2 separate regions of the Homo sapiens genome follow, and region 2 is linked to region 1. Evidence: chromatin loops called from intact Hi-C (ENCODE). Cell type or tissue: ascending aorta. All regions are shown on one strand. Each heading gives the region's core, and the rest is flanking DNA. Links, peaks and the distances in the headings are about the cores only. Region 1 overlaps LINC01344 (long intergenic non-protein coding RNA 1344). Region 2 has its middle 34 kb from the start of LINC01344.

Evidence for each region. Hi-C counts contacts between places; a loop is a spot of excess contacts. Peaks named below come from ENCODE experiments on the same cell type or tissue, not always from the same donor. Only the 100,000 strongest peaks of a DNase experiment are listed, where the experiment ranks them.
Region 2: a loop joins it to region 1, with 2.5 times the contacts of the local background. A loop is called at or near these places in 11 of 110 quality-filtered maps.

Annotation. Positions count from the first base shown.
Region 1 is chr1:182,282,273-182,298,605 of GRCh38, forward strand. All of the region lies in intron 2 of LINC01344 (long intergenic non-protein coding RNA 1344), which reads right to left. Among named protein-coding and RNA genes, the nearest start is that of LINC01344, 24 kb to the right of the region's middle. RefSeq lists enhancers at 9,454-9,953, 9,632-9,776, a cis regulatory region at 9,698-9,709 and a silencer at 10,822-11,116. In ascending aorta, for the core only: no CTCF peak of the experiment used is centred there; a DNase peak (open chromatin) is centred at 7,959; H3K27ac peaks cover 1,053 bases.
Region 2 is chr1:182,341,432-182,354,530 of GRCh38, forward strand. No RefSeq gene overlaps it. Among named protein-coding and RNA genes, the nearest start is that of LINC01344, 34 kb to the left of the region's middle. In ascending aorta, for the core only: no CTCF peak of the experiment used is centred there; DNase peaks (open chromatin) are centred at 7,610, 8,088 and 9,613; H3K27ac peaks cover 1,475 bases.

The DNA of each region.
Region 1 (16,333 bases), core at 5,541-10,540:
GGAAGGTTTCATTTAAAGATGGTAAAGAACACACTGGCCTGGTGCGTGGCTCATGCCTGTAATCCCAACACTTTGGGAGGCTAAGGTAGGAGGATCACTTAAAGCCAAGAGTTCGAGAGCAGCCAGGACAACATAGTGATACCCTATTTCTACAACAAATAAAATTAAATTTAAAATAGCTGAGTGTGGCAGCATGTGCCTGCAGTCTCAGCTACTTATAAGACTGAAGTGAGATGATCCTTTGAATCCTGTAGTTTGAGGCTACAGTGAGCCGTGATCACACCACTGCACCCCAGTCTGGGTGACAGAGTGAGATCCTGTCTCTCAAAAAAAAAAGAAAAAGAAAAAAGAAAAGAAAAAAAGAACATTTAAATACACTAATAGTTCATTTAACCTGCTAAGCAAATACATCAAGCCCCACTAGGTTTGGGGGCAAGGAGGGTATCTTTAATACATAAATAAGTTTTAGGGGAAAATTTCTTTTTACACCACCTACAGGCTACAGAGAATCAGCTGAGGCAATAATTTTACTTGGCTTGGATGTGGTGCTCTGGAAAGGGTGGCAAGCATTTATCAGGCACCTACTGTATATGTTAGTTAATGTATGAGCTGCCATATGGAATTCAGAAACAATAAGCTCAAGAAGCTCATCACCTCAGAGGCTGCAAATGTACAGTGTGAAACACACATTGTGTTTGTCCTACACCGTGATTTTGTAAAATTAAACCACCACTTTAAAAAGTCATAAAAATTTGGACATCTGTTCTCTCTTGAAAAACTGGAAGATCTACATCTACCTGGATTTTTGGTGGGCAGCAACTGGCTGGAGTAAAGGGCAGCTGTCCCTTACTGAGAGCACCCATTCTCCAGTTCACACAGTCCCCAGAGGTCTACTATCTGATTCACGGAGCGGACTTCAGATACGTCATCCACCTGGCCCTTGGTAGGCATTTGTGTTTGTGACTACAGCTGAAGTCAATCTAAGTCATGAACTGCTACATGCTAAAATGAGGGATGGCAATAACTATGTGGCAGGTATTCAAAAAAAGGAGAAATCAGTAGAATTAAATAGTTGAGCAAAGCTTCTTAGACTTGGTCTGACAGGCAGGTAGGATAAAGGTGGATGATTGGATGCATAAATGGATGGATAGATGAAAGAGAAAAGAATTCCCCTTGGGTTCAGGAACAGACCAAATACGTTTACATGGCAGACTGTGGCTAGAAGAAGGAGCATAGATCAGGTATCTTTCATTTAAAATCTGAAAACTCAGGCCGGGCACCGTGGCTGGCACCTGTAATCCCAGCACTTCAGGAGGCCAAGGTGGGCAGATCACCTGTGATCAGGAGTTTGAGACAAGCCTGGCCAACATGGAGAAACCCCGTCTCTACTAAAAATATAAAAATTAGCCAGGGGTGGTGGCAGGAGCCTGTAAACCCAGCTACTCAGGAGGCTGAGGCAGGAGAATCATTTGAACCCGAAGGCAGAGGTTGCAGTGAGCAGAGATCATGCCACTGCACTCCAGCCTGGGGGACAAAGCAAGACTCCATCTCAAAAATAAATAAATGAAATCTAAAAATGTCTAGTTTTCAGAGCAGGGAGAAGGCATTTCAACTTATCTGCAGGCAATGCTATCTATTATTTCTCTATATGAGTATCCTGTTACAGGCTACTTCCTGATTGACAGCAATAATCATGGAGTGATATTGCAAGAAGCTGCTGTCTTGAAAACAAAATGTAAAAACTTATAGCATCAGGAGTTCATATCTATACAACAGTTTCACTCTTTTGCTTGGCATAATCACATTGATTCCAATTCCACTGATAGTGGAATTGGATTCTTCCAGTCTTTTCCAGGTGGCTGTTGGTATCCATCCTCAAAGAGGGTGCTCTTTAGGCTCAATGAACTGAAATTCCAACCTCACATCCTGTCCAAGTTTCCAGGCTTCTGACAGAATCTGAAATTACCCCAAGGGGGTAATCACTTACCTAATCCCTTTGATAATTTCTAAAGTGAAAGAATAGTTGAGGAGGGGAGCGGAAACCACCTAAATGACAGAAGGAAAAGCATTAAACTTTTACCACACTAGTTCATTGACCCCGTTTCAAAGTCCTGGCCTTTGCACTGCATTTCCTGTCTTCCAAATAAGACCAATTGTGTGTATGGAAAAGCCCACTTGCCACCTGAGGACCCTAAGATGTAGCCCATCCATTGACAAATCTTACTTTTTTTTTTTTGAGATGGAGTCTATGTTATCCAAGCTAGTCTTGAACTCACTCCTGGGCCCAGGCAATCCTCTGTTAGCCTCCCGTATAGCTGGGATTACAGGCACCCACCACTGCACCCAGCTCTGACAAACCCTACTGTTAAATAAAAACAATGAATTATAACATACTAGGGATAATCAGAAGCTTCCAGGAAGAAAATAGTTTCCATAGAAACACATGATAATAATAGCAATAGACTTCTCAATATCAGCACTAAAAGTTAGTAGATGAAAAAATGTTTTTCTGAAGAAAAATTATTTTCAACTATTACCAACTGAAGGTCCCAATTAAATGTGAACATAAAATACATTTTCATACAAACAAAACTTTTTAAAAATTTGCCTCCTATGTATCCTTTACTAGAGATTTCTAGAGACTGTGACAAAATGAAAATAAAATGAAACCAAAATGAAAATGTAAACCAAGAAAGGGGAAAACATGGGATGCAGGAAATAGGGAATGCAATATAAGAGAAAGATGAAGGAAATTCCTGGGATGACCGTGAAGGGAAGTCCCACAAGGACAGCTTTGCTACAGGCCTGGAGGATCACCCAAAGTGGAGCAAGAAGACAGAAGCCCCTGGAGGAAGGTCTACAGGGAAAAAAAAAAGAAAAAATAGAGCTGTACACACAGAAGGCTTCAAGATGAATGTAAAAGTATCTCCATCCTCCACAGACACCTGCTCTGACCACATGGAACTTTATACAGAGAGGATGTTTAATGGGGTAGAGGGATTTAGCCATAGGTTAAAAAAAATTAAGGGCCAGGCATAGTGGCTCACACCAGCACTTTGGGAGACCAAGGCAGGCAGATCACTTGAGCCCAGAAGTTCAAGACCAGTCGGGGCAACATGGCAAAACCCCATCTCTACAAAAAATTAGCCAGGTGTGATGATGCATGCCTGTAGTCCCAGCTACTTGAGAGGCTGAAGTAGGGGGATCACCTAAGTCTAGGAGGTCAAGGCTGAAGTGAGCCGTGATTATGCCACTGCACTCCAGCCTGGGCAACAGAGTGAGACCCTGTTTCAAAAAAAGAGAAAAGAAAAGAAAAAGGAAAAAAAAAGTAATAAGAAAACAAAAGATGTAAGCAGGCAATCATTAATTACCTAAAAAATCAAAAATTGAAATTATAATCCAATACTTGGCTTAGCATGAACAATCTTTCAATAGTCATAATAATCTAAATGCTGAATATTATTTGACTTCTCTGCTGGAGGAACTGGAATCGTATGAAAAGAAAAAGGGAGCAATAGAGATCTAAAACGCCATCTACAATAAAATGTTTAAATTATTTCAAGTTAGCCAGGCACAGTAGTGCTCACCTGTAGTACCACCTACTCAGGAGGCTGAAGCAGGAGGTTGCTTGAGCCCAGGAGTTTGAGGTTGTAGTGCACTGTGATGCCTGTGAATAGCCTCTACACTCCAGCCTGGGCAACATAATGAGACCCTGTCTAATAATAGTAGTATCAAATTATTAATTAAACAACATCAGTATGAGCATATTCTTTGAAATATGGAAGTATGGCTGGGTACAGTGGCTCAGGCCTGTAATCCCAGCACTTTGGGAGGCCAAAGCAGGTAGATCACCTGAGGTCAGGAGTTTGAGACCAGCCTGGCTAACATGGTGAAACCCTGTCTCTACTAAAAATACAAAAAAAAAAAATTGGCTGGGCATGGTGGCAGGTGCCTGTAATCCCAGTTACTCAGGAGGCTGAGGCAGGAGAATCGCTTGAACCCAGGAGGTGGAGGTTGCAGTGAGCTGAGATTGCGCCATTGCACTCCAGCCTGGGCGACAAGAGCAAGACTCCATCTCAAAAAATAAATAAATAAAAATAAAAAATAAAATAAAATATGAAAGTACATATCATTAGAAAGAGTGAAAGATTTGAATGCAAGTACCTCTGGGGAACAGGACATGGAGAAGGTGGTCAGGAGGCTACAGGACTGCTGAGTTAAGTGTTTTTAGCACATTTAACTTGTTTAAATTCAGGGTCTGTGTCACTTTGATTAAAATTTAAATGAGATCTAGGTGCCACTTTGGGAGGCCGAGGTGGGAGGATCACTTGAAGCCAGGAGTTCGAGAGTAGCCTGAGCAATGTAGCGAGACCCCCATCTCTATTAAAATATATATATATAACAAAATAAAATTTAAATAAATTTACTATCAGAATTAAATAGTATCCCTCAAACACCTAGCATCCCTATACATACCTACTGAGGTGAATACATGGAAAGTTAACTTAGAGCCATGGTTCTTGGGTCTGGCATGTTTGTCAAGCAGTTATCAACCTGCAGTGGCAGCTCCCTTACAGCCAATCATCCATGCAGAGAAACTCTTTTTTTTTTTTTGGATTTAAAAACACTTTTTATAGTGTGTTGTTTTTATTGAGTGGTCACACCCGAAGGGGTGGCGGTGGATCCTGTGGGGGAATGGGGCTGCCCAAGCCTCATGCAGAGAAACTCTTGCCTGTGTATTCAGGCAACAGCTGCCTCTGCAAGTCTGTGTATCAGAAGGAAAGAAAGTGGACAAGCTAGACAAACATAGGCATCTGTGGAGACAGATATTTTCACATTCATCTTTAAGCCTGCTATGTGGACACCTACCATGACAGAAGTCTGAATTTTGGATAGTGTTGAAAACAACAACTAGTTCTAGTCCTCACCCTCATTCAGAGAGTCTGAAAAAAGCTTTAGAAAAACAGAATGAACTCTTCCAAGTTGCTGAGATTCATAGTATCTCCTTCCAGAAAAAAACTATCAGTTAGTTAGTCTGAAAAACACTTCCTACCTACAGGTGCTAGAATACTTCACCCTGAAAGGTAAGTGTTAGATGGGTCTTAGATAATTCAACTTAGCAATTCAACCAGGAGATCCAACCACCAGGTTCCCCTGAGGCCCATCCTGGTGGCAACTGTGCTACGATGGGGGCAGAGTGGGTGGGAGCCCATTTCTCCACAGGAAATCCAGAAACAGTCCCACCAACTTCCCCAGGATTAACCTTAAATGCCTTCACCCTCCCTTAAATCCTCCCATCTCCTTCCTTTTGTCACTTCAAGCATATCACTGTAACCCATGTTCAATACTCAGGAGGAAAAGAATCAATCAGAAACTCACACCTTGGCTCGCTTATTCAGAGACTAGGAGATCCAGAGAGGCAAAGTGACTTGCCCAAAGCTACAGAGCCGTTTTGCAACAGAACCAGATCTAGAATCCTGGATGGGGCTCCATACTGCCTAGCTCAGAGCTTAGCCTGTAACCTTCAGATAGCCAGATAGAAATAGATGTCAAAGGCCGGATGCAGCGGCTTACGCCTATAATCCCAGCACTCTGGGAGGCCGAGGCAGGTGGATCAGGAGTTTGAGACCAGCCTGGCCAACATGGTGAAACTCTGTCTCTACTAAAAATACAAAAAAATTAGCCGGGCATGGTGGTGTGTGCCTGTAATCTGAGCTACTTGGGAGGCTGAGGCAGGAGAGCCACTTGAACCCAGGAGGCAGAGGTTGCAGTGAGCCGAGATCATGCCATTGCACTCCAGCCTGGGTGACAGAGCAAGACTCTGTCTCAAGGGAAAAAAAAAAGAAATAGATGTTAAAGCAAGGTCAGGATCTAAACAGAGTTGTAATTCTGAGGATTCTGATCCTTCCACCACTCCAAATTGCCTCACAAATCCATAACAATAAATTAAAATAAAATAAAGGGGGAACTATAAAATCCAACAAATCAGAGGCTTACTTCTGCCTGAGCTGCCCATTTTTTGGGGTTTAAACAATCCATGCATTCAGCAATGAGTTATTGAGCATGTATTTTGTCCTGAGGAACTTCCAAATGGAGGTGTCTAGTAGAGAGGTGGGTGCTGAGGTCTAAGAAGAGAGAGATCTGAGATGGTGATCATTGTCATAATAAAGGATGAGATTGCCCGGGGAGAATGAATACACTGAGAACAGAAGATGCCCAAATCCCAAGGAGCACCAGCCTTAGGATGGGAAGAGTAAGGGAAAATACAGGGAACTCCTAGAATGGACCCTAGTCTCTGAATAAGCAAGCCAAGGTGTGAGTTTCTGATTGTTTCTTTTCCTCTTGAGTATTGAACATGGGTTACAATGATATGTAGCTAATGCTTGAAGTGATAAAAGGAATGAAGTGGGAGGATTTAAGGGAGGGTGAAGGCATTTAAGGTCAATCCTGGAGAAGTTGGTGGGACTGTTTCTGGATTTCCTGTGGAGAAATGGGCTCCCACCCACTCTGCCCCCATCCTAGCACAGTTGCCACCAGGATGGGCCTCAGGAGAACCTGTTGAAGACAGGTGTTTCCAGAAAGGGTCAGTAGGAGGCCACCCACTCTTCTGCTAAGTGAACTTAGTCCAGATCAGAACATGTACTGCTCAGAGCTATGTGGTATAAAGGTTGGGCAAATATGCACTTTCACAGTGCTGAGGGCAAAGACCAAGAAGACTGGGACATGACCAGAAAGAAAGGTTATCACATGCTAAAAGCAAAGAGAAAAGGCAACAACAGTCACCTTTCATCTCATTAAGTGTATTTTCTAAAAAAATGTCACTTTGGAAGAAATTCCAAGTAGGAAAGTAGTTGGTCGGCCCAGGGAAGGTGTTGGTTGATTGTTAGCTTTTGATTGGTCCAAGATCCAGGAGGTTTTATGAGCAAAGAGCTCACAATCTCAACCCCCATGTCCTGATTACACTAGGCTCTCCCTGGAGGTTCTCTCTGGCTGGGATTTTAGACTTGAGAGGTGTAGAGAGAGCTAGGAACCATGGCAGTAGGGTAGAAAAAGCCCAGGCTTTGGAGCAAGCAGCCTAAGTTGGAACCATGACTTCAATCCTTATCATCAGGGTGACCTTGTTAAGATTACGTAAACTCCATGAGTCTCAGTGTTGTCATCTATAAATTGGAGATGATACTTACCTCAAAGGATTGAATGAAAGCGTATTTACAAAAAACTACCAATAGCTACTCAGCAAGTGCTCCGTCACCTCCTGCTTCCTCCTGCCCACCTTACTTTTGAGAGCCACCCTTGAGTAGGCAAGATAACCCATTATCATGGCTTCCTCCAACTCCTTCCAAATTAGAAACATTGTCCAGACTGACAATGATCTCAGCATTTTCTCTGTGATCCATCAGTAGGTAGGATTCTACCATTATGTCACCAAGCTATTGTACCCTGGGTATTGCATGCTCCAATCATTGGGTATAAGCTGGCCTGCCTTTGTAACTCTCAGCTGTTTACGTAGTTCTCTGGGAAAATACTACCTTTCTAGGAGCCATCAGAGGTAGTGCAAGCTTGATGTGGTTCCTGATCTTCTGTCCACCCTAAATCCCTAGTATAAAGGTCCTCAGTTTAAAGACATACACCCATACCAACACACACACACACACACACACACACACACACACACACACACACACACACAGAGTGATATGGCTAGGCAGCTGCTGCTGGTCAACATTAGTGAGATTTCCCTCTTGTGCTGTTGTAAACCACCAGCCATAGCTATTGTCCTGTCTTTTCTGGTCTCTCTCTCTCTCTCTCTGGCATATGAGTAATTCCTCATTTGCTCTTTTTTCCCTGAAGTTCATGCCCTCAGGCACCGCAGGCAACCTGGATAAATTTAGCTCTTCTCAGGGCCTTTTCCTGACTTTGTTCCATGACTGTTGAAGGTTTGGCTGCTCCCCAGAGAGAGCTTTGGCCTGGCTTCCCTCCCTTGGAGGTCTCATTTGGTTCTGGTGTCTGCTATGCCACTTGCATAATTGGTCATGAATCACTTCAGGTTACGGTATGTACTTTGAGAATCAATCAGTTTGTGCTCTTGGAAGCTGAAATCCTTCATTCCAGCTTCGCATCCCTTGGATCTCCTTCCCTGTGTTTTCCCTTGCCCTAAACAGCCTGTGGCTACTGCTCATAGCTGTCATGCTTACTCCCCATTAGGGCTAAGCGGGAAATGATTGGTTGGTGACTAATAAAGCCTCTTCCACTCTCTTCTCCAGGAGCAGGGCCTCAGATCCCATGAGCAGGATCCAGTACAGTGAGGATGTTCATTTAAAGTTTACTAGTTTGAATGGTTGTAGCTGAATATAAGAGAGGCTGGAGTCAAACTCCCTCTTTAAGCAATTAAATGAAAGAGAACTGCATGAAAAGGCCATTATGTGTTTAGACATGATCATCTTCAAGGATCCAAAGTAAGAATCATGGATCATGCTCAAGCTTTTATCATTTTAGTTACTATTTTCTCTCTTCAATATAGGCCATTGATAAATTATCCAATCAGCAAGCATTTATTGATCACCAGCTTTGTGCTAGTAGCTATGGGCATTTCAGAAGTGAACAGCATCATTCCCAGTCACTTATGGGGGGAAAAAAGGTATTTTTTTAAACAGTGAATTACAAAGGAGAGATAAGTGATACAGGAAATGAGAGCTATTTTAGGGGATGTGGGTGACACCTTTAAAGGACCTGACATGGACTCTGCTTTCCTGGGGCTTGCAAACTACATGGGGAGATTGAACTGACCCACATGAAATGAGACAAGAACCAGGGCCAAACAGGAACATTCTGAGGAGGCTTTACGGAGGCAGTAGGTTTATACGAGACCTTGAAAGGTGGGAAGGATTTGAATGGATACAGAAAGGAAAGAACTTACCAGGATGAAAGAACAGCATGAACAAAGGCCAGAAGAGAAGACTGGCACAAGTTTCACATATGTGTATGTTTTGGGGAGTGCCTGTAAAAAGCTGGTCTTACTCCAGCAGGAAATACATATGGAGGGGGGCAGAAAAACAGGCTGAGGATGGTCAGCATCCAGGGCCTTGAGGGCTAGGCATGACCCAGTCAACTTACTAGCAACAGACCCCCAACTGCAGGAGCAGGCTCCTGTTGGGAAGGGGAGACACTGACCTTGTTCCTTGTAGGAACCACTATGAATGGCCTCTTCCCAGTCCCCATATTCACCTCCACCCCAGTTAGCTGCCCTTGCTATGGAAAACCACATTAAAAAGAGTCGTGAAACCAAAGTGATCTACTCCAGGCCAGTGAGGCAGTCTCTGCACATGCCCCACTGGGAGGGTCTCTCTCAGTGCCTGGGGCTGCAGACACTTGTGTGTGGAGTCCACTACTTGTTGGTAGTCGGGGCCACCACAGGCTATGGCTTCAAGAGGCAGTGAGATAAACAGCTGTGCCCTGGATAGAAAAGTACCCAGACACTACTGCTTGATTATTTTCCTGGCATGCAACTGGGACCAGTGGCCCAGGTGTCACTGCTGCCACCCTGGCTGATCCACAGAAAGAAGGGTCAGATCTATTTTAAGGATCTGTTTGCCCAGTCACATGGAGAAACTGCTACTTTAAAAACAGCTATTTACCAGGAAAGTAAAGGCCCCTGCAAAATAAAAGGTTAGTATACTATCCCTAGTAACTCTTTAAACCAAAGCAAACATCCAGGCAGGCCATGTTTGCACTGCACCGTTCTTGCTTTCTGCCCTTGGTCACTTGATTCCCAAGGTTCTTGGTTGATTTCTTCCTCGGAGTTAAGCTGAGAAAGAGCAACTGGTAATATCAAAGCACAGGGGTCTCTAGAGAGCAAGGGAGTTATAAACACACAGCAGTTGTATTGTTACTTGAAGAGTTTGTTACTATTGCTCTATTGTTACTTTGGTTGGTTTGTTTTAGGAGAGTGAAGGAGTCTGATCAGGCAAAATCTGAAAGAATCTGGAAGATCTAAGACCCTTCAGCAGAAATGCGCCTTCTACCTTGTATTAGTCCGTTTTCACGCTGCTGATAAAGACATACCTGAGACTGGGAAGAAAAAGAGGTTTAATGGACTTACACAGTTCCACATGACTGGGGAGCCCTCATAATCATGGCAGAGGGCAAGGAGGAGCAAGTCATGTCTTTCACAGATGATGGCAGGCAAAGAGAGAGAGCTTGTGCAAGGAAACGCCCATTTTTAAAACCATCAGATCTTGTGAGACTTACTCACTATCACGAGAAGAACACCATGGGAAAGACCCGCCCCCAAGATTTAATTACCTCCCACCGGGTGCCTCCCATGACACGTGGGAATTATGGGAGTTACAATTCAAGATGAGATTTGGGTGTGGACACAGCCAAACCACATCACACCTATATTTCAGGATTCTGATATTAGTGTATGGGAAGTAACATCAAATATGGTCTACAGTGATATTGTTCAAACTAGAGGTCCAAACCATCAAGGCAACTCCAAGAGCATTAAAATCAACATTTGGAGAGGCATCAAGTGTGGAGACAGTGCAGTGGCTGGCACTTTCTACAAACCGTCAGAGCAGTATGCTCCCAGCTTCTCCATGGACATCCCTAAACCTTCTTTACCTCCCAGCTTCTAAAATCTGCTACCTCATTAAATCATGTCAACTTAGGAAATCTTCATGGGACCTATCCTGTGGAATTTATAGTTTTGCTTAGGGCACAGTATGACACATATTTCTAATAGAGAAAATAGTACAATATATGAATACTACAGAATAAGTGGCATTAAAAAAATGCAGGGTGTAGGTGACAGGTGGACCTGTGTGCCCTAGAGCACACAATGAAAAACACATTGCCTATCATGGAAATTGAAGTCCTTAGCCTGACCTCCAAAGCTTTCCATAATCTGACACCAATCTCCTTCTCAGCCCTATCTCCCAGGACTCCTCCTATACAGTCAAACCAGACTTCCCCTAAGCTCACCTCGCTCCATGGCTGGGTTTTTGCCACTTAACACAATCATTCCTTTCCTCTCTTCTTCCTTCAGTCACTTCACACACGTCCAGTGATTCTGCTCTCCAAATGCTAACTAGGTTCCAGGTCTGGCTCACATTTCTCCTGTTCCTTGAAACCTTTCCAGCCCATCCCAGTGACCTCACCGTACTCTGAACTCACAGCACTCTTTGTCCACCATGCACACCACTCTTTGTACATCACGCACAGCACTCACTGCCTGGATGCTCCTTTGTTCATGAATGGGGCGCAGCCTTGTGAGGGCTCTGATGGGTTGCTATCTTGGACATTGACTTCTCCTTTGATCTCTCCTCATATCATCTCACAACCATATTATCCTTTCTTTGATGGCTTGCATTTTTGAATACCCTTCAAGCTTCTAGCACAGGGCCCAATGCAGAGAAGTTGGTCAATAACTGTTTGTGAAATGAATGACAATATAGAAAATCATCTGATGCTCAATTATGTTTCCGCCTGAAGAGGTAAAAAGAAAGGGCTACATTTATTGAGGGTCTGTCATTTTCACTTGTTCAGCACTTTAACACCCATCTAAAATGCAGATATATTATCTTCCACTTATATAATATGAAAATGAGGTTCAATAAGTTGTTCAACATCAGTCAGCAATAATAAGACAGCTGAGAGACAAACTCTGGTGTGCCTGACTTGGAATGCCAGGCTACGTGCACTACCTCCCACCTAAGCATCCGTCTGTGGGCAGGTTGCTGTAGTTTCTTCCTGTGAGTCTCTCAGATGACTTTTACTTTTTATTTATTTATTTGTTTATTTATTTTTGAGCGTTTCACTCTTATTACCCAGGCTGGAGTGCAATGGTACAATCTTGGTTCACTGCAACCTCCGCCTCCCAGGTTCAAGCGATTCTCCTGCCTCAGCCTCCCGAGAAGCTGGGATTACAGGCACCTGCCACCACGCCTAGCTAAGTTTTTGTGTTTTTAATAGAGACGCAGTTTCACTGTGTTGGCCAGGCTAGTCTCCAACTCCTGACCTCAGGTGATCCACCCGCCTCGGCCTCCCAAAGTGCTGGGGTTACAAGCGTGAGCCACCATGCCCGGCCCATGACTTTTACTTAATCACCCCATGCACTCTCCCTCCCTTCAAGCCACCTCCAAAGAGCTACTTTTCCTGGAACCACTGCATGCTTTCATGTTTCTGTGCAAATCCCTTATAATTCCTTCAGCTGGAAAATCACCTTCCATCTTTTCTACCTGTGCTATCTTATGTATCCTTGAAGGCTCAGCTGAAATGAATATTCCCTCCATCAGGTTTTCTGTTAACAAAATTAAGTGCCCTCACATCTGAGTCCTCATGGTCCCAGTGCCTCTTCCACAGTTTAGAACTCATTTGATTTTGTTTCAAGCTGCAATCAGTTGCTTACCTCTCTGCTTCCTCTCTTAGGCTGTAAGCAACCCAAGGGAAGGGAACACACTCTCTTCATCTCTGTAAGCTGGGCCTTGCACGACAGCAGCAGAGTGTCCCAAAAGTCTTTGGTGGTTCAGGTGGCTGCAGGTGGCTGCTGGTTGCCAGTGCAGAGCATTGATTCAGTCATATCACACACCTTCAGTGATTCTGCTCAGGCAATAAGCCACTGGGATACCAACGAAAGCCAAAAAAAGGAAGCTCCAAGTAGACTTCCCATGTCAGCTCCCAATGTGCAACCCAGGGGTTTCATCTTGAAACCATGTAGTCTCCAGTTTTAAGTGATTCAAGAATGTTTTGACCTCCCTTCTTAATCTAATCTATGGTTTCCAAGATAGTCAATGCCTCAGAGAGAGGCTGTCATAAGGGTCCCTGTTCTTTAAAGTGCCAAGAAAAAAAAAATGGTTAGATAGATCCTTTGTAGCATGCCTTTAGTAGTAAGGTGTAACCTCGAGGTTTGAAAAATGAATGAATGAGGCCGGGCATGGTGGCTCATGCCTGTAATCCCAGCACTTTGGGAGGCTGAGGCGGGCGGATCACTTGAGGACAGGAGTTTGAGACCAGCCAGGCCAACACGGCGAAACCCCGTCTCTACAAAAATACAAAAATTAGCTGAGTGCGGTGGTGTGTACCTGTAATCCCAGCTACTCCCGAGGCTGAGGCAGGAGAATTGCTTAAACCCAAGAGTCAATGGCTGCAGTGGGCCGAGATTGTACCACTGCACTCCAGCCTATGCAGCAGAGCAAAATGCCATCTGAAAGAACGAAAAAAGAAAAGAGAGAAGAAAGAAGAAAGGAGAAAGGACAAGAAAAGAGAAAAGAAAAGAAAAGAAAAAAAAAAGGAATGAATGTTAAACATGCCAGACCCTATTTAAATGAAGAAAAAGGATATTTGTTTGGTTTGCCTTATAGAGTCCGGCCCCTCCAAAGATTCTAAGACAAATTACATCTAACAGTGGAGACTGGACTTCCTCCTGAAGAACAAGCAACCATAAAGGGATGGCAGCTCGGCAGCAGCCCAGTAACACAACCAGTGACAATCTGTACACCAAGTTTCTGTGGCATACTGCTCCTTGAAGGCAGGGCTTGAAAGCTTTCATTCTTCTTCTTCTTCCTTCTTCCTCTTCCTCCTTCTTCCTTCCTTCTTTCTCTTCCTCCTCCTTCTTCCTTCCTTCCTTCCTTCCTTCCTCTGTCTCTCTTGCTTGCTTTTGCTTCTTCTTTCTCCTCCTCCTTCTTCTCTCTCTCAGCAGATCAGAAAGTTTTAATTCTACATTCCCAGTTCTTAGCACACAGCCTAAGACATAGTAGACACTTAGTATATATTTGCCAATGGATACTCATACTTGCTTTCTCTCCTTTTTTAATTTTTTGTTTTGTTTTTGTTTTTGTTTTTGTTTTTCTGAGACAGGGTCTCACTGTTTATTGCCCAGGCTGGTCTTGAACTCCTGGGCTCAAGCAATTCTCCTGCCTTGGCCTCCCAAAGTGCTAGGATGACAGGCGTTAGCCACCACACTGATCTTCTTATCTTTTTTTATCTTCCATCTTTCTCTTTTTCCTCCTTTAACATCTCCTTCCTGCCCATTCAGGACCTGTTGAGCCTGCATTACTAAAAATAACTGAGGCCCTAATTACTAAAAGTGAGGGATTACCTTCCCCTTCTCTACCTTTGCCCTACCCTCCCCCATCCTCTCAGGCAATACATAGATGCTCTTTGTGAAATATTAAATATTAAATCCTATTTTTTAAAAAACTGATGGTTCCCAAACTGTGCACAGTGGCTCATGCCTGTGGGAAGCTGGGGTAGGAGGATGGCTTAATGCCAGGAGTTCAAGACCAGCCTGGGCAAAAAAATAAGATTCCCATCTCCAAAAAATAAAAATTAGCTGGGTGTGGTAGTGCATACCTGTAGTCCTAGGAACTTGGATGGCTGAAGCAGGAGGATCTCTCGAGCCCAGGAGTTTAAGCCTGCAGTGAGCTGCACTCCAGCCTGAGAGATAGTGCAAGACCCCATCTCAAAAAACAAACAAACAAAAAACAAAAAAAAAACCCCACCAAAACCCTGATGATTCCCTCATTTTCTGGATGGCTCAGAATGATCGTATCCCTCTTGAGTAATCCAGCCCTTCTCCTATTTCTTCATCTTCACCCTCATTTTTCTACTCACTTCTTTCCCACTTCCAGTGGTCTCAGTCCCTGGGTCGTCTGGCTGCTAACCCTCAAAGCTGAGAAACATGACCCTTAGAGTCTTAGAGCCGTTCCTTGGGACACCCCCTTGAAGCTCGTGTGGGATTCCTTTTCTTTTTTTTTTTTTCCCCAGATGGAGTCTCACTCCGTCACCAGGCTGGAGTGCATTGGCACGATCTCGACTCACTGCAACCTCCACCTCCCAGGTTCAAGTGATTCTCCTGCCTCAGCCTCCCCAGTAGCTGGGATTATAGGCGTGCACTACCATGCCCAGCTAATTTTTATATTTTTAGTAGAGACAGGGTTTCACCATGCTGGCCAGGATGGTTTTGATCTCTTGACCTCATGATCCGGCTGCCTCGGACTCCCAAAGGGCTGGGATTACAGGCGTGAGCCACCATGCCCAGCCTCGTGTGGGATTTCTTTGAGATGGGTTCACAGCTGCTGTTGGCTGCCCTCCCCACCTACACTCCACTATCCTGTCCTGTGCTAGTCCCAAAGAATCCAAAAGACTACCTCTGTCCTGCCTCTGGAGACTGGACACATAGGCTGTGCTGGTGGCCTTCAGGGTATGCTGGCCACCATCACTGAGGAAAACAGTGCATTCTGTTCTGGAGTATGTGCCAGATTAAGGGCAATCCAGGCAATGTGGAATATAAACAATGATGTGGGAGCATAATGTTGGCACTCTCAGGAAAACAGATAAAACTCCCTTGTCCAATCCAGTTTTATTTTTTGCAGAGACCATTTTACTTTCTTGAGCATCAAAACATACACACACATAGGGTTTTTTTGTTTGTTTGTTTTTGTTTTTGTTTTGAGACAGAGTCTCGCTCTGTCGCCCAGGCTAGAGTGCAGTGGCGAGATCTCGGCTTACTGCAAACTCTGGCGAGATCTCGGCTTACTGCAAACTGCTGCCCCCCTTCCCCCTACTGCCAGGCTGAAGCAATTCTCTTGCCTCAGCCTCCTGAGTAGCTGGGACTACAGGCACATGCCACCACTCCCAGCTAATTTTTGTATTTTTAGTAGAAGCAAAGTTTCACCATGTTGCCCAGGCTGGTCTCAAACTCCTGACCTCATGTGATCCGCCCGCCTCGGCCTTCCAAAGTACAGGGATTACAGGCATGAGCCACCTCACCCTGTCACCCACATAGTTTTGAGCCCTGGTCCCACCTGTCAGGTAGCTGGTCCACACTCCATCCCAGAGGAAGCTCTTAGGTCAAGGGGTGGGAATTTCAAGAGGGGCAACGAGTAGCTGGAAGCCATGTTCCCAGGCCCATGTTTTACCCCAGCCTCCTGCCCCACATCCTCCCCATAGATCTCACGTAAAGGGCCTGTGCCTTGCAGTGAGGGCTGTTTCATCTACCTGCCTTCCTAATAAACTTTCAGACAGAAGTATGTATGTGTGAGTGTGTGTGTGTGTATGTATGAGTGTGTGTGTGTGTGTGGTGTTAAATGGGGATGTTAATATAGTCAATACTAATTCCTAGATAAGAACATTGTCTTAGTCAAGACTAATTCAATGCTAATACCTAGATAAAAACATTGTCTTCATCTTGGAAGGTGAATACCTGTTCATTAAATGATCATTGCTTTGGAAGAACTTTTAATGGGAAATACTCAGAAAACAATGCCAATGTGGATGGGGAGACAAGCACGACGTCCAATAGACACCATGCATTATAAGCAGAGATAGAGAT
Region 2 (13,099 bases), core at 5,282-10,281, 59 kb after region 1:
ACAATCTTGGCTCACTGCAACCTCCACCTCCCAGGTTCAAGTGATTCTTCTGCCTCAGCCTCCTGAGTAGCTGGGACTACAGGTGTGCACCACCACACCTGGCTGATTTTTGTATTTTTAGTAGAGATGGGGTTTGTCATGTTGGTCAGGCTGGTCTCAAACTCCTGACCTCAAGTGATCTGCCCACCTCAGCCTCCCAAAATGCTGGGATTACAGGCATGAGCCACCACACCCGGCCCTACCTGCCTCCTTGAGCCTATTTCCTCCTCTGTAAAATGGGGTGATTGTAGTATGTAACTTCACAGGGTCTCTGAAAGCTAAAGGAGATTGAGATCTTTGGATACTCAAAAGCCCTGGACAAATATTTATAAGTTTACAAGGGTTTTTGTTTGTGTGCTTGTTTTTGTTTTTGAGACCGGGTCTTACTCTGTTGCCCAGGCTGGAGTGCAGTGGTGCTATCATGGCTTACTACAGCCTTGACCTCCCAGGCTCAAGTGATCCTCCTGCCTCAGCCTCCAGAGTAGCTGGGACTCTAGGCACACACCACCATGCCTGGCTGGGTTATTTTAACAGTTGGAAATATTAAAATTATTTCTAAATAAAATTGTGAAGAAGGTATCAGAAAGTGAAAAGGAGATTATGTTTTATCTTGCAGGGATAATAAAAGGACAGTGTTTTTGTTTTTACTGACTGTTTTTTTTTTTCTTGTCTGACAAACACAAAAAGAATCTGATTAAAGCCATAGCCAAACTCTCCAATGGGGGAAAAAAAAGATATTTTTCAAATGCCCATACAATTTCAGAGGGATCATGGGTACTCTGAGGGTCACTAGGGATCTGAAAATAAAAGTCCTATTATGTAAAGGATTTGTGCCCATAATAAGTCCATGCCTGCCTCTTGGGCATCTTCAGGGAACAAGGAGGAAGAGAAGAAGTCATCACTGAAAATCTTGTGACACAAATAGGTCACCCCTAGGGGACAAATACTCTAACACGCTTTTTTTTTTTTTTTTTAACAGAGGCCAAAGATGACTTTTGGGGACTGAAAGTGGGTTGTTTGCTTTGTTTGCTTAGTGAAAGGCTGGAGCTGGAATGGGAGTGTTCACTGCTCCCAGATCAGGGCTCCCTGGCTGGACATGCCTTCTAGCCCATTGACAGGAGGGTCTGTCAGGACCTGTGGGTGCTGAGGAGCCAAGCTCCATGCACAGTGAGGCTGAGAGAACTAAGGCTGAACGCCAAAGAGGGAGTAGAGAAAATACAGGCCGGGTATGGTGGCTCATGCCTGTAATCCCAACACTTTGGGAGGCCAAGGCAGGCGAATCACCTGAGGTCAGGAGTTCGAGACCAGCCTGGCCAACATGGCAAAACCCTGTCTCTACTAAAAATACAAAAAATTAGCCAGGCGTGGTGGTGGGCACCTGTAATCCCAGCTACTTGTGAAGCTGAGGCAGGAGACTCACTGGAACCCGGGAGGCAGAGGTTGCAGTGAGCCGAAGTCATGCCACTGCACTCCAGCCTAGGCGACAGAGCAAGATTCCGTCTCAAAAAAAAAAGAAAAAAGAAAAAAGAAAGAAAATACAGGCCATTTTTCCAACACCAGATGCCCAGATGCCTTTGCTCTCCTTTCTTTGAAGCACAATACAGAAATTGTGGTGTGCAATGAGTTCTCCTCACACAACCATGACTTTGAACCCTGGGCCCAGACTGGCCTTGAGTGGAGTGATGAGACCCACTGTGTTAATAAGCAGATTCAAAACTTAGGACTCAGAGCCTCTAACCTGAAAAATCCTTCAGAAAGTGGACTCCATGTCCTTTTCTCCTTCACCCTGGGCTGAACAGTGCTCAGCAGCTAACATGTGACTGCAAGCTCTTAGGTAACTGAGCTCAACCTCCAGAGGCTAAGAGAAATCGAGAGAGGTATGGGTAAGATCCAACTAGAGCAAGTACTCTGCACCCAGCAGGGTGATCATCAGGACCTCACTCTTAGGGCAAGAACCAAGAGAGGCCTCTTTTTGTCAGAGCATTGAGCTTCCTACATAACGGTGAGGTCCACCATGTCTGCTGAGTGCCAGATATTGCTTCGTGATTTCCTTCTCTCAGTCATGGCTTAAAATACATTTGTGAAGATGTAAGTGGACCATGTCTAAACAGCTCCTGTTCAACATTAATGGATTTGATATCATCTATCAGACAAACTAGCAGGAAACAGGGGTTTAAGAAAATGAGACACAGGATAGGTAAATCAGGATGGTGGGCACAATCTGGGCCATGGAATGCTGCCCAGGAGAGGTGAGCTGGGTGAGCTTCTTTTTGTTCTTTTGACCTGACCCTAGCAGTCAGTACTAAGTTGAATAGGATTTCCCAAGACTCCTGTTCACCTGGAGCCTATGACTGATTTTATTTGGAAATAGGGTCTTTGCAGATGTAATGAAACTAAGAAGAGGTCATATTGAATTCACATGGGCCCTAAATCCAATCTGACTGGTGTTCTTAAAGGAAGAGGGACTGGGCACAGTGGTTTATGTCTGAAATCCCAGCACTTTGGGAGACCGAGGTGAGAGGATCACCCGAGGTTAGGCATTCGAGACCAGTCTGGCCAACATGGCAAAACCCCCATCTCTATAAAAATACAAAAATTAGCCAGGCATGGAGGCATGCTCCTGTAATCCCAGCTACTCAGGTGGCTGAGGCTAGAAAATCGCTTGAACCCGAGAGGCAGAAGTTGCAGTGAGCCAAGATTGTGCCACTGCACTCCAGTCTGGGTGACAGAACAAGACTCCATCTCAAAAAAACAAAGAAGAGGGACATTTGTCATGTAACAATGGAGGGAGTGATTAGGGTGGTGCATCTACAAGCTGAATCCAAGAATTGCCAACAACCCCCAAAAGCTAGGAGGGGGGCATGAAACAGATTCTTTTTTAGAGCTTCCAGAGGGGATAATCTTGCCAACAGCTTGATTTTACATTCCAGATTTCTAGTCTCCAGGCCTGAGGGGGAATAAATTTGTTTTGTTTTGTTTTTTATTTGTTTGTTTGTTTTTTAGGCGGAGTCTCACGCTTGCCTAGGCTGGAGTACAATGGTGTGATCTTGGCTGACTGCAACCTCTACCTCCTTGTTCAAGCTATTCTCTTGCCTCAGCCTCCCAAGTAGCTGGGACTACAGATGCGCACCACCACGCCCGACTTATTTTTGTATTTTTAGTAGAGACAGGGTTTCGCCATGTTGGCCAGGCTGATCTCAAACTCCTGAACTCCAGTGATCCACCCGCCTTGGCCTCCCAAAGTGCTGGGATTACAGGCGTGAGCCACTGTGCCCCGCCTAATTTCTGTTGTTTTAAACACTCAAGTTTGTGGCACTTATAACAGCCCTAGAAAACCCATTCATAATCTTTGATAACTTTTTCACTACGTGGTATGAAAACGTGTTTCAGGCTCATCTTGAATAGTTTGTGACCCAGGCCTGCAGTGTTTCTTGGCTGATTTTAATAGACAGAGTAGGGGAAAAATATATATATATATGTCAAGATGAAATACTTCATGAGTTCATAGTGATGTTTCCAATTCGAATCAGGGCTGGTATTTCTGATTCAAATTCTGAAAATCCTGTTTCTCAAGGACCTAAGGATAATAGAATATTCTACAGTTTCTCATCTGCTTTATCCTGCATTATAAATACAATAGTCTCAGAATGACCATATTAATACTACCACAAGTCATTATGATTATTGAAAACAGCTTAAAAAATTTTGCTGATCCTATACACATTCTCTGGTTATACTAAATTTGCATTGTCAGAGCATATAACTATTACATATACTATACCCTCTGTCTTTTAACCTTCAGTTAATCTAATTCTACCAGTGATTATATATTTAATGCTCACCAGTCATCTCTATGCTGATTGTTCTCAAGTCATTTGGGTTGTCTAATGCATATTGTTTAATAAATTCCTTAAGAAGGGCTCATGGGAGTGATATTCCTTAAGTTCTTCTTACATGTTGATAAATTTATCAGTGTCCTTTCTGCTTTAAGGTTAAGTTTGGCCAGATTTAAAATCTTTAGTTTACATTTTCCTTCCTTGAGCACCTTAAATATGTTACTCCATTTGCTTATTAAGCATTATTGTTGAAAAGTCTAATGATAAACTAATTTTCTTTCCCTTACAAGTAACATGCACTTTTTACTGAGATGCCAAATGGATTCCTTCGTTTCCTTTAAAGTCTAAAAATTTTACTAATATATGTTTTTGGCTTTTTTTTGTTCATGATCCTAAATTTTCTAGAACTGTTAGATCATGTCAAAAACTTTACTAATATATGTTTATTCTCAAGCACATTATGTGCTCTTGCAATATGTAGTTTCGAATCTTTTCCTTGAGGCAGGAGAATCTCTTGAACCTGGGAGGCGGAGGTTGCAGTGAGCCAAGATCGCGCCATTGCACTCCAGCCTGGGCAATAAGAGCGAGGCTCCATCTCAAAAAAAATATTTTTTTCTATCTTTTTTTTCAATTTTAGAAAGTTTTCTTTTTTGCTTTTTGTTTTTTGTTTTCTAACACAGAGTCTCACCCTGTCATCCAGGCTGTGGTGCCATCACAGCTCACTGCAGCCTCGACTTCTTGCACTCAAGTTTTCCTCCCCTCTCAGCCTCCCGAGTAGCTGGGACAGGAAAGTTTTCTTGAGTTATAGTGTTGAGTATTCATTCTGTTTCTTTGTTTTGGTTTCTTCTTCAGAACTCTCATTATCTTTGTATCATATCTTTTTGCCTGTCTTAAATATTTGTCATTTTTCTCAAATCCTTTTTAATCTTTCTGCATTCCTTTTTGATTCTTATAATTCTCTGCCTTTTGACTTTCTATTTCTGTTGTTATATTTGTTATATTTGTTTGGTTTTGTATTCATTCTAGTTTGATCTTTATTTTGATTTTTTTCCTTTTCTTTCTATTTCCTAAGTTTTGTCACCTCCTTTCTGAGCTTATTTAATTCTGATGTATATTATCTAATTCTGATATGACATTATTTATTTATTTTTAATTTTTAATTTTTTAAAATTTTATTTTAAAACTAGAGATGGCATCTCACTATGTTGCTCAGGCTGGTATCAAACTCCTGGGCTCAAATGATCCTCCTTGGCCTCCCAAAGTGCTAGGATTACAGGCGTGAGCCGCTGTGTCCAGCCTCTTTTTTTTATATAATTTTTTTAAAAGATGAGGTCTCGTTTTGCTGCCCAGGCTGGAGTGCAGTGTCGTGATCATAGCTTACTGTATCCTAGAATTCCGGGGCTCAAATGACCCTCCTGCCTCAGCCCCACTCCTGAGTAGCTAGGACTACAGGTGCACCAACATGCCCAGCTAATTTAAGACATTTTCTTAGTGTCTTTTACTTCATTTTGAAAAAAGAATACTATTATTTTGATCAGGTATTTTGGATATTTCTGTTTTTTTTTTTTCTTTTAGCATATCTTCCTGTCATGATTTCATGATCTGTGGGGACATTATTATTACTGTTTTCCTTATAAACATTCTGTTTGAATTTGAATTTGACACATTTCTGTTGCTCATTTTTATGGAAAGTAAATTTTCTAGAACTGCTAGAAGGAGCCTTGATTCAGTTAGCTTCTCTAATTTCACAGAGCTTCCTCCTGTATTATTTTTGGGTCATATTGAAAAAACAAAACCAAACAAAAGCCCATAGGCTTTTGTTTTCTGAGATTTCCGGGTTCTGTTCTCTTCCACCACTTTGCTCTGACCTTCTCTTTCCGTTTCTTTATTGTGCTGTCCTGTTTGTTCTTCACTCCACACCCAGCAGTTCCTCTTCACATAAGATGGTGTCCAGGATTCCTGCGATGGTCAGCTCCCCAGGTCCGGGTACTGCACTTCAGCCCCTACCTGCAGACCTTGCTGCAGGTCGTTGCACCACCTGCCAGTAGAGTGTGTTTCAAACTACCCTCCTGTGCTTTCCATACAATAACTATTGGCTATTTTGTGGCTCTCCTGTTCTCAGGCCCACCAAATACTCTGTCCCTTTCCTCTGCCTTGATGCTGATACCTGTCCAGGTCTGTGGCTATAAGTAATTTGTTTCTCTCCACTTCTATTTTGGGGTTCATAAGGATACTTCATCACCTAGTTTTGAGCTAAATGTTGTCCAAGGGTTTTCATTCTCATTCTATTTTTTATTTTTTAGGGGGATGGGAGCACACAGTGGTGCCTTCTTGAGTCACTGCATCCTTGACCTCCCAGGCTCAAGCAATCCTCCTGCCTCAACCTCCCAAGTAGTTGGGACTGCAGGCACATGCCATCACGCTTGGCTAATTTTTGTATTTTTTGTAGAGATGAGGCTTCACCATGTTTCCCAGGCTGGTCTCCAGATCCTGGGCTCAAATGATCCTTCTGCCACAGCCTCCCAAAGTACTGGGATTACAGGCATGAGCCATGGATCCCAGCTTTGGTTCTCATTCTATTTTCTGTTTTTATGTGAGGATTCAGAAATATCCAAAAACTAGGCTAACACTGCTGTTGCCATCTTTCCAGAGTGATTCTTTCCAAAAATGTCAGATCATGCTGCTTCTCTGTTCAAAAATCTTGAAGTGAATCCCCATTTCACTCAAAGTAGAGGCCAATGTCCTTACAAAGGACTTACAAAGCACCATAGGATCTGTTATTTCCTCAGTGCCCATCACCTCTCTGAAGCTTCTACTTTTCTCCTCTTTGCTTCCTCTGCTCTAGCTACACTGGCTTCTATGCTGTTCCTTGATGTAGCACACGTCTTCCCATCCCTGGGCCTTTGCTTTAGCAGTTTTCCCTACCCTGATCACTCTTCCCCCAGCTGTGAGCCTGGCTAAGTTAACCACTTCCTTCACGTCTTTGCAGCTCTCTAGGTCAATGACGTCCAGCCTGACCACCCCATCTAAAGCTACAGCCTCCCCATCCAGCACAGATTTCCTTTACTCTACTCTGCTTTCTCTTGTTTCCTTAACATTTAATGCCGTTTAACATATTAAACATTTTAGGCTGGGTGTGGTGGCTCATGCCTGTAATCCAAGAACTTTGGGATGCTGAGGCTGGTGGATCACTTGAGGTCAGGTGTTTGAGACCAGCCTGGCCAACATGGTGAAACCCTGTCTCTACTAAAAATACAAAAATTAGTCAGGTGCAGTGCCATGTGCCTGTAATCCCAGTTATTTGGGAGGTTGAGGCAAGAGAATCACTTGAACCCAGGAGGCAGAGGTTATGGTGAGCCGAGATCACACCACTGCACTCCAGCCTGGGCAACAGAGCGAGACTCTGTCTCGAATAAAAACCAAACAAACAAAATGTTACTGATTTATTATGTTCACTTTTAATTATCTGCCTTCTCCTTGCTAGAATGTAAAATCTTTGAAAACAGAAATGTCTGTTTTGTTCTCTTGTGTATATCAAGCACCTAGAAGAACCTCTGATAGGTACAATTGCTTAATAAATGCATGAATGAATAAAAGGAGCAGCCAAGGGTGCAGTGTGCTCTGAGCCAGCCGCTGGGGGCTCTTTCCATGCAGTGTCACTGTTTTCATCACCCTCTTTCTCCAGCCCCTCAGGATGCCATGGTTGGCAAGCCCATGGGTCTGAGTCAGTACAGAGCCAGGCAGGGTTTGTCCCTGGGCTTCATGGATTCTCGGAAGGCAAACAGTGTCAGAAACATTCTTTCTAGGACTCGTGAGTTCAGCCCAGGCCAGAAATAGCACCCAGCCATGTGCCTTCTAGTATTTCTGCACATCAGCTTCTCCTCCCACTGGAATGGCAAAGAGGAGCGTGGAAGGCTGAAAACAACTCCAGGCCTCAGGAAGAGCCTCAAAGATAGGGCAGAAGATGAGAATGCACTGCTTTGCATGTCAGTTTCCCTGCCTGGTGCCAGCCCAGGCCCAGCTGTGTGCTTACCTCATGGGAGGCCTGTAACCTGAGTCAATTTTGTCCTTGCCCCTTTGGAAGGCCTGCCTATTACTTACTTGGTGTTGCCAGTGAGGTCTCAGGGAACAGACGTCACATTGCCCATCTTCTAGCTGTTCTGGCATAACTAACCAAGACTGACTAAGCAAGCACAGGGCTCAACAGTTTTACCTTCTGAGCAAACCTAGTGAATCGCAGAGAGGCGGGCCCCCTTCTCCCCTTCCCTCAGGGCAAGGAAGGCTAAGGTGGAGGCTACTTTAAGAGGGGGCCTTGCACCAAACATTTTCTTCTAAACTCTAATGAGTCTTGGAAAATGCTCCCTGAGCTTGGATGCCCAAATAATCATTGTCCAGTCAGGAGGTTGAAAGCATATTGCCAGCCCCTTGCCCCTCCCCCCACCCAAAAAAAACAGGAAAAACTTGAGGGCTTTTCCAGCCCTGGACTTAAGGTGCTTATCTCTTTCCTTTGGTTCCTTTTTGTTTGGGTGGAAATTGCAAACAGCAACCAAGATTAGCTCCCATATTCTCCCAGGTTGTCACTGGGCAGGACTATGTCAGGGCTTTCTCCCCCACCACCCATTTCCAGGGTAGTCCAAGAAGCACATTTCAAAGCCCTTTCTTCTCTTCTTCCCACCTGTCCCCCTGCCCCTTATTGACATCTGGTGGATAGATATTCCTTAGCCAGTCAGAATGAGTGGGGTCCATGTTGATCAACTGAGAGTAAGCCAAGAATCCTCAAATCAGAGGAATCTAAACCTCCAGTCATTACTCAGGGTTTCCAGAGTTTTCCTGAACCTGGACCAATATCCAATGATCCCCATCACCACCAGTACCTGCTGGGGTCCCCCAATCCAGCTAAGAAAGGGACTGCTATGTACTAGACATGGTATATATTATATTTCATTTGCTCCATGTGAGCTCCTGAGATAAATACCACTGTACCCATTTTATAGGTGAGGAAACTGAATGCAGAGAGGTTGCATGGCTTATCCAAAGCTATCCAGCTTGGGTAAGGCCCCATCAATTTGTACTACCTTGTGAGGTCTCCCAGCCAGTTCAAAGGGTCTCAGCGGGCCGGGTGCAGTGGCTCATGCCTGTAATCCCCACACTTTGGAAGGCCGAGGCAGGCAGATTTTTTGAGGTCAGGAGTTCAAGACTAGCCTGGCCAACATGGCAAAACCCCGTCTCTACTAGAAATACAAAAATTAGCTGCGCATGGTGGCACGTGCCTGTAATCCCAGCTACTCTGGAGGCTGAGGTATGAGAATCACTTGAACCCGGGAGGCAGAGGTTGCAGTGAGCTGAGATCGTGCCACCGCCTTCCAGCCTGGGCAACAGAGTGAGACTCCATCTCAAAACAAAACAAACAAACAAAACCCAAAGTGTCTCAGAGGCATTCGCACTCTGGGCTTTTGAGAAACCATGAAAACAGGACTTCCAAATAGGGAGAACGTATATCCTGGTCTCGCCAGGAAAGTTCTAGTTGCAATCTGATATCCCAGTGTAATTATTGGTAGTGCCCTCTTCTCGAAATTGTCTTAGTCACTATCCAATATACACTGGGAGCAAAAGAGTGGGAAAAACTACACAATGAATTGCTCAAGTGGTCACTCAGAAGTCAGCATGAGAAAGTTCTGGTTAGAGCTGTGATGTTCTCCAGGCTTGCCCCACTCTACATTCTCCTGCTGGCCTTGCCTCAAATGTTCCCTTCCTTGCACAATCCCAGAGATATGACCTACTGAACAGGAGGAAATGAGGTTGGACCATGCCAGAGAGTTCTTACTACCCTAGGCGACCCTTCTAAGGGGTCCCTGAATCACCACAAACACACTAATTTTCCAGGTGTGTCCTTCCAACCCTAACAGGTAAAGCATTCTCTTCTGTACAGGAGAAATCTAAGCAACCACTAGGGGTTTGAATGTCTCTCAGGGAAGAAAATAAAAATGTCTTTGACCAAAGCTTTTACTCCATTCCACATTGGAGCTTCCCCTGAGACTACCCTGTGTGACATACTGGAATGACACAGTGGAAAGAGTAAATATTTAGAAATTAGAGATCTGATTTTATATTCTAGTTTGCTTATTATTTGGTGACTTTGGGTAAGTTACTCAACCTCTCTGAGCTTCAGCTTTCTAATTCATCTGAGAAGTGGGTATAACAATGCCTGCTTTGCAATGTAATTGCAAAATATTGGATAAGATTATGTTAAAGTGTCTGGCACATAAAAGTTACTTATTAATAGTGATGATGATGATGATCGTGATGATGAAATTTATCTTTCACTGAATGTAAGAAAGCAATGCTGATCTCTGGGCATGGAAGGAATATTCCAAAGACATGAACTCCAAAAGGAAGAAACAATAAATACTTCTAAAGCAGTCATAAGGTTTGAGAGGAGAAGGTTCAATGATTTAAACAATCCAAACTAAACGACATTTGTTTAGCAATTAGTATGTGCCAAGTGCCATCATAGGCACTGGAGATTCCAGGGATACATATAAAAAAGTTCATGACCATAAAGTGCTCACAGCCAAATGGAGGGGCCAGGTTAAAGGGGGACATGTGTCCCCACTTCAGCATGATGTCAGGCAGTGTTGAAACATTACCAGAAAGAAAGGATGAGACAGACTTGTTTTGCTTAGCCGGTTCAGGAACCTCATAGAAGAGCAGGCAAGTGAACTGGTCTTTGACAGCCAAGCAGGATTTCCAGGCATCTGACAGCATGTTTATGTTCTAGGCTGGGAAATTCTGTTCTATTCTTCCCTCTGAAAAGAAGAACAAGTTGTGTCTCAAGAAGGAGGACAGAGGACACTCTTTCATACTTCTCTTCCACTTTCTCATCCAAAGCCAGTAGCCAACTCTAAAACTGAATGCACATTCTGAGAAACACTGAAAAGGAAACAGAACTTTTGATGCAGAAATTAATCAAGACTTGGATATAAATTTGTCACATATAAAAAACTTTCAACTTCATCAAGTTAACTTTGAGACATTTAATGGAAAACAAGGCATTGATTCACAACATACATATATAAAATACGATTTATCAAAAGTAAAAAGACAAACAGTACTTGAGATATGTGACTGCGAAGAAATATCAACCAAAGTCACTGGCTGGAAAGATAAATTAACAAATTTATTCATTATCCTTTGGCTTCCACCTCTATTCTCAAATCTTCTTTAAACTAATAAGTTAGAGCTTCTTGGTTAGGTGAACAAGTACTTGGCTCTGGAACGGAAAATGAAACAGAAGCATACTTCAGTCTAATAGTTCTTTCTGTTTGGATATTAGCTAGTAGACTATGAGGTGTTTCTATTTTTCCTTCTTTTGCTCTAAGGCTGCAGCAGTATTTCTCAAGGTGGGGAGATTGCTTCCTAAAAAACACTTGGCAATGTCTGCAGACATATTTGATTATTAATATGGAAGTTGGGGAGGCCTGGAACAGTGGCTCACATCTGTAATTCTAACACTTTGGGAGGCTGAGGCAGAAGGACTGCTTGAGCCCAGGAGTTCCAGGCCAACCTGGGCAACAAAGTGAGACCCCATCTCTACAAACAATCAAAAAATTAGTCAGCCTTACCAAGCAGAGTCCCATATTTAGAATTAAACTTAAAATGAGAAAAAGAAAATGTAAAAAGGTAAATACATTTTTTAAAAATTAGCTGACTTGAGCCCAGGAATCCAAGACCAGCTGGGCAACATAGTGGGACCCTGTCTGTACAAAAAATAAAATAAAAAAAATAGCTGAGTGGGGTGGCATGCACCTGTGGTCCCAGCTACACAGGAAGCCAAGGCAGGGGGGATCACTTGAACCCAGGAGGTCAAGGCTGCAGTGAGTCGTGTCCGTGCCTTCATGTGGGGAGAGGAATGCTGTTGGCATCTAGTGGGTAAAGGCCAAGGATGCTGCTGAACATCCTACCATGCACAGGACAGCCCCAGAGCCAAAAGTTATTCCCCAGTATGCCAATAGTGCTGGGGCTGAAACCCACGGAGTGAAATCTGGGTAAGGTAAGAAAAATCTTGTAAAATGAAAACCAAGGATAGGATTCAGAAAATTAATGGCTTTCTTAATCATGAAAATGTGAGAATATTAATATAAGCAGGTATTTAAAATCAAGAAAGTATGTATTCAGGGAAACTTGAATCTATGCTCCCAGGAAAAAAACAATATTACAAAATAGATACATAAATAAAATCTACAGCAATTTGAGAAGACCCAAAGGAAAGAGGCCAGCACTGCTTCCCAGAGGGCAGCCTTCACAGTGCTGCTCAGCCCCTGCTTGCAGTGATTAGATTTAATGAACTCCAGATTAAAACCATGGGGCCTGGGCATGGTGGCTCATGCCTGTAATCCCAGCACTTTGGGAGGCCGAGGCTGGCTGAACATTTGAGGTCAGGAGTTCGAGACCAGCCTGGCCAACATAGTGAAACCCCATCTCTACTAAACAAACAAACAAACAAAAACCGAAAGTTAGCCAGACGTGGTGGTGGACGCCTGTAATCCCAGCTACTTGGGAGGCTGAGGCAAGATAATTGCTTGAACCTGGGAGGCGGAGGTTGCAGTGAGCAGAGATCGTTCCACTGCACTCCAGCCTGGGCTACAGAGTGAGACTTCATCTCACAAAAGATTTAAAAAATTAAAAATTAAAAAAAATTAAAACCATGGGTTGTTTTTCTGATTAATGGATTTATTTCTATAAAATATTTAAATAACAAAAAAAGTAACGTGTATGTATATGTATATTTACATCTTTATCTATATATACATATACCTATAGCAATTCCCACTTATCAAAATTTCCCACTTATCAAATTATACATATTATTCCCACTTACCAAATTGTATATTATATATATATATAATTTAATATATATTATTTTTAATATATATTAAAAATAATGGTGGGTGCAGTAGCTCATGCCTGTAATCCCAGCACTTTTGGAGGCTGAGGTAGACGGGTAGCCTGAGCTCAGTAATTCAAGCTAACAAAAAAATTAGCCAGGCATGGTGGCACATGTCTGTGGTCCCAGATACTTGGGAGGCTGAGGTGGGGGAATCGCTTAGGTCTGGGAGGTGGAGGTTGCAGTGAGCCTAGATCGCAATGCTGCACGCCAGACTGAGTGACAGAGACTCTGTCTCGAAAAAAAAAAAGAAGAAAATTTTTATGGAAATATTTATTGG